Regions from separate parts of the Homo sapiens genome. Here region 2 is linked to region 1. A link is a loop called in an ENCODE intact Hi-C map of the cell type or tissue named here. Cell type or tissue: dorsolateral prefrontal cortex. All regions are shown on one strand.

Region 1 (4,000 bases):
ATAGCATTTCTTATCCCCTCAAGCCCCAGCTCTGTGTTGTAGTGGCTAAATTCCAGATGAGTGAAACTAAGAGGTCAGGGGCTCCCTTCCTGCCTGCAATCCCCCTTTGTCTTGATCTATTTTGTACTGCTATAACAGAATGCCACAGCTGGGGTAATTTATAAAGAACACACATTTGTTGGCTTACAGTTCTGGAGGCTGGGAAGTCCAGTATCAAGGGGTCAGCATCTGGTGAGGGTTTTTGTGCTGTGTCATCCCATGGCAGAAGGCAAAAGGGCCAAAAGAGAGCAAGAAAGAGAGAGAAGGGGGCCAAACTTGTCCTTTTATAATGAACTCACTGCCGTAATGGCATTAATCCATTCATGAAAGCAGAGCCCTCATAGCCTAATCACCTCTAAAAGGTTCCCCCCTTTTCTCTCTTGCCATCTCTGGGCCCTTCCACCCTCTGCTATAGGTTGACCTAGCAGGAATGCCTGTCAGATGCCCCAGAGGAGGTGACATCAGCAAAAATCATTACCTTAAACAAACTCTTGGAGATATTTTACAACATTGAAGTCACGAAGGATACAATGTTGGAAGCTGGTCCTAAATTAGAAAGGAGTATGACAACTTGCCCAGGCATAGAAAAGATGCTTTCTTCATATTGCAAGTTACATAACCAAAAGAAACCAAGTATTGCTCAAACTACTCTTGATAAGTAGTTTAAAAGAAACATTTTAATTCTCAGTGTTTCTAATGTTTTAAATTACTTACTAAATGTTTCACTATTTTTGTGTCCCTATTGTTTATAACCAACAGTAAGAAAGTTTTAAATTTTTAATATTTTTAAAGGTCATGGAACAATTTTTCCCCCATTAATTATTTAAATTATCTTGCATGGTGATTTTCATAGTGCCATATTAATGTGCAACATGAGGACTACCTATATTTGGGAAAAAACTGACAATGACGTTTATACATGGAGTGAATATTTGAGGATATTAAAGATGACTGTTTTTCTAGTTCTGGTAAAGGTAATATGGATCAGTTTCAAAAGAAAAAGAATGATAGAGAAAGCCGTGTCTTTTAGAGACACATAGAGCTAAAGTTATATGCTGTTTGGATTTGCACAAAATAATATAGGAGGGAAGCATGAGGGAGCATAGATGAAATAAGATTGACTGTGAGCTGATAACTATTGAAGTTCAGTGACAGGGGTGTGAAGTTTATTATACTCTATGTCTATTTTTGTATCTATTTGAAATTTTAAACAATTAAAATTTTAATCGACCAGAAAATGTAAAAGAATGTAATGGTCGTCTCAGGCTCACTTGGAATGTTTAACTTCTGTGGCTCAATAGCCTGTCAACATTGCTTGGTTCAAATGCAAATGCTTGGTGTGAGCTCCAAGCAGGAAGGAAGCTGTGTTTGTGTAAGGACACACTGGCTCCTGGTTTGGCTCCCCGAGGACACTGGAGTATCTGACCCAATTAGGAGATAAGAGAAAATAAAAATCAAATCATAATTTTTTCCTTACAAGAGGATTGCCTATGATGACAAATTTGCTCACACAACTTCTCTTTTAGAATATGAATAAGCCCATGGCACCTGCTGCCAATGAAAAGGCAAAGGAGAAGGGAGATAATTATATTTAAAATAGTCTTATTTTCAATTAGCTTATAGAACATTGACAAAAATTATGGCCAATCAATTGTGGCCAAATGTATTGATCCTTTCTTTTAATAAAACAGAGAAAGTTTATTTCTTTATATTATAATTTTTAGTAAATTATGACTTAAATTTCATAAGGATTAATTGCAAGGTAGATTTTTAAATTGCTTCTATAAGTATTTGTGTCAATATTTGTCAATTCAGTTTTGGTTTCATTTATCAGCACATCTGCCATTGCTGATAAAGATTGCTCCTTCTATTATTCCATCAGTGACAAAGGTGAATGGGAAAGAAGAGAGTTAAAGAGCAATTTGTGCCCCAAAACTATTCAGGCTTAATTTCTACTTTTCAAAATGGCTTAAAGATAAAATGTCTTTGAGATTCACTTACATTAGTATGTGAGGCTCTGTACTCATTTCTGTTGTTGGCACTGGCTGTCTTAACAATAAAACCAAATCTCCACAAGGTGGCAGTTTTTGAAGATACAATTGTACTTTGTGTACAGATTCTGTACTTCAATGAATAGAAGATGTATTGGAACTGAATCATAACTTTTGATCCAAGTAGCATTTTAGAATTAAGGCCAGCATTAGCATATTCACTTATAAAGTTGTTGACCACCTTTCATAATGTTCTTAACCATTTTACAACTAGAGAAACTGAAGCAGATTATTTCCCTGACGCCTTCACGGGACTTGAGACAGGGGTGCCTCATTTACCCATCCCGCCCCGTCTACCCCTTGTGGGAGGGAGCGTGCGAATGAATAAGTGCAGGAACCAGAACGAGCGAGTGCAGGAACCAGCCAACCGCTTTCAGGTGCCGGCAGTAGCAAACTCTGTGCGGGCCCAGCGGCGCAACCAGGTAGGAGTGCCTGAGAGCCTGAGGCCCAGAGGGTGTGTTGCAGTGCTCTTTCAGCTCTGCCGTCTGCGGAAGGCTTAAGTGTTAACAGCTCAGTGAGCTCTTTGCCTTTTCATGTGAGGCAGCTGCCCTCCACCAGCAAGGGCAAACAGCCAGTGTGACAGCCTTTTGTATCCATACTCGTGGCCTCCAAGCTCTTGTCTGGCGTCCAGAAAAAATGAGGTCACATGAACGAATTGAAGGATGGTAAATGAGGGATTTTATTGCTGATGAAAGTGGCTTTCAGTGGGAAATAGAGCTGAACAGGGGACAGGGCAGATAGGTAATCTTCCCCTGAAGTCTTGCCTTCTCCTCTCAGATTCTTCTCCAAAGTATGCTGTCAAGCTGTCGCTCTGAAGTCAAGCCACTTCTCTCCAATGTCCAGTTATAGTCCCATCTACCAACTGAGTCTGGGGTTTTTATAGGCAAAGGATGGGGGTGGAGCAGGCCACGGGTAGTTTAGAAAAAGGCAACATTCGAGTGGGAAAACAGGGATAGAAGTTCTCACTTTCGGTGGCAGTTTCAGGTTTTTCGGATTGAGGGTGGGGTTTCACCAGGGTCCCGCCCTTTTCTGCCTAGAATTTCTCTGCCCCCTGTCCCTATCAATACTGAGTGATTAAAGAGCAATTGAATATTCCCATTGTATGGAATTAAGGATAAACCCAAAATTTTGCCAAGACCTCTCCTTTCTCTGAGAAAGTACACAGGTATTGAGTCCCGGCTCCCTGTCAACTGACAATGACTTGGGTCTCTTAGCTCTACACACTGGGAACAGCTTCTAATTCCTAACCTAACAATTTGGAGTTCTCATGCTCCAATGTATTTGTCTTGCATTTGTAGGTTTTTTCACTGTATTTTTAAATAGGGAATTGTGATTGTCCACACCTGTTTTAACAGGTCAAACAGGTTTTTATATTGAGCTCTTTAAACCTCATTTTAAATTGTCTTCCACATAGTATTTGAGGTTCTTTCTTTAGTGAAGTACTAAAATATTTACCTTGGGGGTTTTATTAGCCTTTCACTCGAATAGGTAACAATTTCCCAACCATGGAAGGTCCCTGGTTACTGGAAGGAAGCATATTCATTTCAGGTTTTGGCTTTTTTTCCTCATAATGAAGATAAACAAAGTGAAACAACTAGGAAATAAATTAAGAAAGTGTGTGTCAGATAGGAGTGGGCATAGACAGGGACAAGTAAAGCCCCAAAATCAAGACTTCAATACAGAAAACAAATAAAAATAGAAAGTCTGTGGCTATAATAGTTTATTTTATTTTTTTAAATGGGAAAGAGGAAAGAAAATCTCATATGAGGAAAAATCAAGTGTAGGGATATATATAAGCTAATATATAAATGAAATGAATACCTGAAATGGTAAAAGGGACAGAAGCTAGAAATTTGTAATTTAAGGTACTTGCACTGATATGAAATGGAATATTGTTATTTAAAGGCACA
Region 2 (4,000 bases), 480 kb before region 1:
AAAAAAGAAAAAAAGGAGGGGGAGAAACGTGAAAGGAAAATAAATACTCGGGACTCCAACTCACTATGCCAAAAGAAAAAAATTAAGCTGAACACTGAGTCATGTAAGAAACTGCCCTTCCTTTTGTTTCTACATATATAGCTACAGACAAAAAGTTAAATATCTCCGTACATAGCAAAAAGAGAGGTCTGAAGCAGAGTGAGTTCATCCATGGATTGGGTTTTTTGTAAGATCAGCTCAAGTGAAGCAAAGAAAGGACTGGGAGTTGAAAGTATTTCAAAGGGGGAACTATATTGATTATGGGATCTGGGTTGAACAAGATGGGAAGTAATGGCAGGAGGGGACTGATGGATAAGAAAGTGGTGAGATGAAAGAGTTGAATGTCCCCACATCATTGAGAAACTATGTGGTTGTATGGAGTACTTGCATCAATGACCTGAATGCATAGGAAGTTGTAGAAGGAAAGTTAGATGTTATTATTTGAATTTTTTGAAAGGGTTGCTGCTTTTTAAGAGATGAAAAGATCCAAGGTGTGACACAGAATGGATGACTGGAGTGGAAAAAATGAAAATGTCATTGGAATATGGAAGTAAAGAAACTGAGAAGCTGAGAGTTTTTGCATCATCCAGTCAGGTATGGAAATCACCAAGGATAAAGGAAGGAACTGGGTTAGAATGGAAGACCTTTTGCCAGGAATGGAAGACTTCAGTAAATGAAGAGATTTGACTAGGATGTTGGCAGAAGATAGTGAGAAGGTCTAAGAAAGGGTGGTATATCCAGATGACATAAACATCAAAAGAACGGTGATTTTTGCAGGAGGGAAGGGGTGAAATAATTTGAAAGTAGCAATGGGAGAGAGCAAGGAATGCACCTACCTCCAATCCTGGCCCTGACATTCTCTCAGGGACCAGATAGGTTTCAACTAAGGTAAGGCAAGGAGATGATGGGAAAATGAGGGAAAGGGGACTGGACTGCTGAACACAGATGAGAGTCACATGAAACACTAGAAGGGTTTATTTAGGGAGGGGGAGAAGTGGAGAGAATAACAGTTTGTGGATTATGATTTTATGAGAAAAAGAAGGACTTAGAGAGGCTGGAACTTCTGCAGATTAGTGAGCTACACAGGGATGTGAAGCATGATTGGCTTGAACCTGGTAGTCTCATCTTGTCATCCTCTTAGTGGTGTGTGCAGCCTAAGGCATTAAATTATGGTGCAGCCTCTGGGCTAATAGTTACTCTCTCAACAGTGGAGAGTTCTACATAATTTGCCATAATTAGATACATTACCTTAGAGAAAGTGCTAAACCCTTCAAAATCCCAGTTGCTTAATCTATGCAATGAGGAACTGATCTAAATTTCCTAAACTTCTTTAGACATGTTAAGGATCTGACATTGAAAAAGTGAGGTTATGCCACTGGTAAGTTTGCAGTATTAAAAATAAATATTCATCTTTCAAATCAATGTATCAGGAGCTAATATTAGGAAGAAAGAGAACTATCTGAGTGTTTATGCATCTGCTGCATTTGACTTCAAACTGTGTTAATGATCTCAACAAAATAGGTAAGTGAAAGAACAATTCAGCATATTTTAGAGACATTTGGTTATGCCTTCCTGCTAAAGCAAATACATTTTGTAACTCATAAATATGAATTAATTTATGACCTCTCAAACGCTAAATAGTAAAGTTGAAATTGAATTGCCAACCTTATCTCGCACCTTCCTTCTATTCTGTTGGACCCCTATCCAACTGATGTATCAGTTCAGTCAATGCTGTAACCACACTAATAGCCTGCTGCACAAAACTGCCTATTTCAATCCAAATAGTGGAACAACTTTGGGCTGAATCCAACAATGAATCCTGCTCTCTGGGGAGCTTTTCTTTAGGTCTTCTTATTTCTCTGAGTTCTGTGTCTTGGCAGGTGTTTTGTTGAATGGTTTAGATTCTTCAGGGAGAGAGGTAACTGAGGGAAAAAGCAGGAAAGGCTGAGCTTGATTAGGAAAGGATATTGTATAAAATCAAAGGGGGATAATTTAGACATTACATCGGTATATATTCACTCATTTGCAAAAAAAAAAAAAATTATATATGGGAGGTAAAAGCCTGATACAGGTGAATTAATTTCACTAAGCAAAGAGTCAAAAATTGGAATATTTCAGCAGTTGAAAAATATATTTGCACATATATGAAAGGAGTTCTGAAGTTTCTTTATCTTATGACAGTGAATGTAATTTTGCATTTTTGTATTTGAGAAATACGGCTTGTTAGCTTATTTCATCCTAGATATTGTACCTGTAGTTTGGGTAATTAGCCACTAGATGGCAGGGCCGTGATGTGAATAAAGGTTACAAAACAATACATGGGTATTCTGTACTCTTAGATAATTTAAAAAGCCAACACGTGGAATTCCTCCCAACACAGTTTAAAAGTAGAAGATGAGCACATATTATGTATTAGGATATTTGCAAGCACTGGAGATGCAAATTACATGATCTCTGTCACCAAAGAGATGCTAGTTTTATAGCCAAAAATATGTATGCTATATTTGTGTTTCTTAAAGCACTATAATTAAATGTGATAAATGTTATTATAGATTTATTTATTTCAAAGTATAATGGGAACATAGGGACTGTTATAATGAATTTAGACTGCAACTTATCTTTAATTGTGGATAAAGTGGCAATATAAAATTACAGAAACATTTTCAAAAAACTAAAATTAACTCTAATTTTTTACTTCATATCCAGTGTTTCTCAATCGGGAAAGAATTTGCCTCCCAGAGGACATTTGGCAATGTCTGGAGCTACTTCTGTTTGTCACAATTAGGGTAAGGGTGCCACTGGCATCTAGTAGGGGGAGGTCTGGGATGCTGCTAAACAGCCTACAATGCACAAGACATGCTTCCACTATTAAAAAAAAATTATCTGGCCCAAAATGTCATAGTGCCAGGATATTATAAATATAGGCAAAGGTGTTCAGAGGTTTAAAACTGAACAAGAGGACATCAGTAAAAGTTCAGTGTTGCAGAATGGGTTAAGATTGGAACATGAAAACAAAAGTTTTTGTCCCAAGATCAGGAGCAGATGAGGTCTAGTGGTTGGAAAGCAAGACTGGAAATGACACCTTGGACTAAGGATATTTGGGCAAGCCCACATAACAGCATTTGAATATGCAACAGTTAGAGCTGGGACAATGAAAGCTTGATTTTGGTCTTGGCAAATAAGGGCTAGAGAGTGTGGAGCTGTGGCCAGAGTCAATTCTGTGGGGACAAGTAGAAAAGGGTTTGGATCTTAGCTTGTGCCTATACTAGCTGAGCAACTCATTTTACCTTGTAGGGTTTCCTTCCTTTAAGGTGGGAAAACTTGTTAAAAGGATTAGAAATGTATGTTAAATACCCAGGACATAAATGCTCAGTAAATGATATTGAACATTATTGAGATACTGTTGAAGCTCTAATTATACCTCTCTTTCCATGATTGTCTTTGCCCCCTTTTGGAAAATTAGTCAGGGTACAACTATATTGCATAACATGGAAAATAGAAAAACATATGAACTGTGGGATGGGAAAGGAAAAGTGAACGACAACAGACAAAACATTTGCAAGACATCCTTAGGCAAAATATTGAAAGCTGAGTCAGAATCACCAAGATCTCTGAACAACATTCCTCTGTTAGGAAGAGAAAGCAGATATTTCCATGAGAATGTGAGGGGGATGAGGAGAGTGGAGTATGCTGCTGTGATCAATTATCCAAACACAACCTGGTTAAATCCAACTCTCTGTGGCTCCTGCATCCACACAGCTGCATGTTATGCAGCACACAATGAGGCTGACTGCTTCCACTTGCACTCATGACCACTGTCCTCCAATGTCCTTAGTACTGTGCTGCAATGATGTTATATATCCCCAATCCATGCTCTCCTAGTTGATACTTCGTACTTTTTCAACCTCTTTGCAAACCTCCAACACCTCTTTTACCATAATCACTGTTAGCTAATGACCTT

What was found. A loop is a pair of places that touch in the nucleus more often than their neighbours do. Peaks named below come from ENCODE experiments on the same cell type or tissue, not always from the same donor. Only the 100,000 strongest peaks of a DNase experiment are listed, where the experiment ranks them.
Region 2: a loop joins it to region 1, with 4 times the contacts of the local background. A loop is called at or near these places in 6 of 110 quality-filtered maps.

Annotation. Positions count from the first base shown.
Region 1 is chr7:117,672,169-117,676,168 of GRCh38, reverse strand. No RefSeq gene overlaps it. Among named protein-coding and RNA genes, the nearest start is that of CFTR-AS2, 27 kb to the right of the region's middle. RefSeq lists a cis regulatory region at 2,111-2,124 and an enhancer at 1,981-2,554. In dorsolateral prefrontal cortex, CTCF peaks have their summits at 1,927 and 2,134 (motif pointing right); a DNase peak (open chromatin) is centred at 2,648; H3K4me3 peaks cover 942 bases; H3K27ac peaks cover 1,786 bases.
Region 2 is chr7:118,152,065-118,156,064 of GRCh38, reverse strand. It overlaps LOC105375470 (a long non-coding RNA gene), which reads left to right. Exons shown (of 4, transcript XR_927904.3): 3 at 497-633; 4 at 2,746-4,000. Among named protein-coding and RNA genes, the nearest start is that of LSM8, 30 kb to the left of the region's middle. In dorsolateral prefrontal cortex, a CTCF peak has its summit at 2,308 (motif pointing right); no DNase peak of the experiment used is centred here.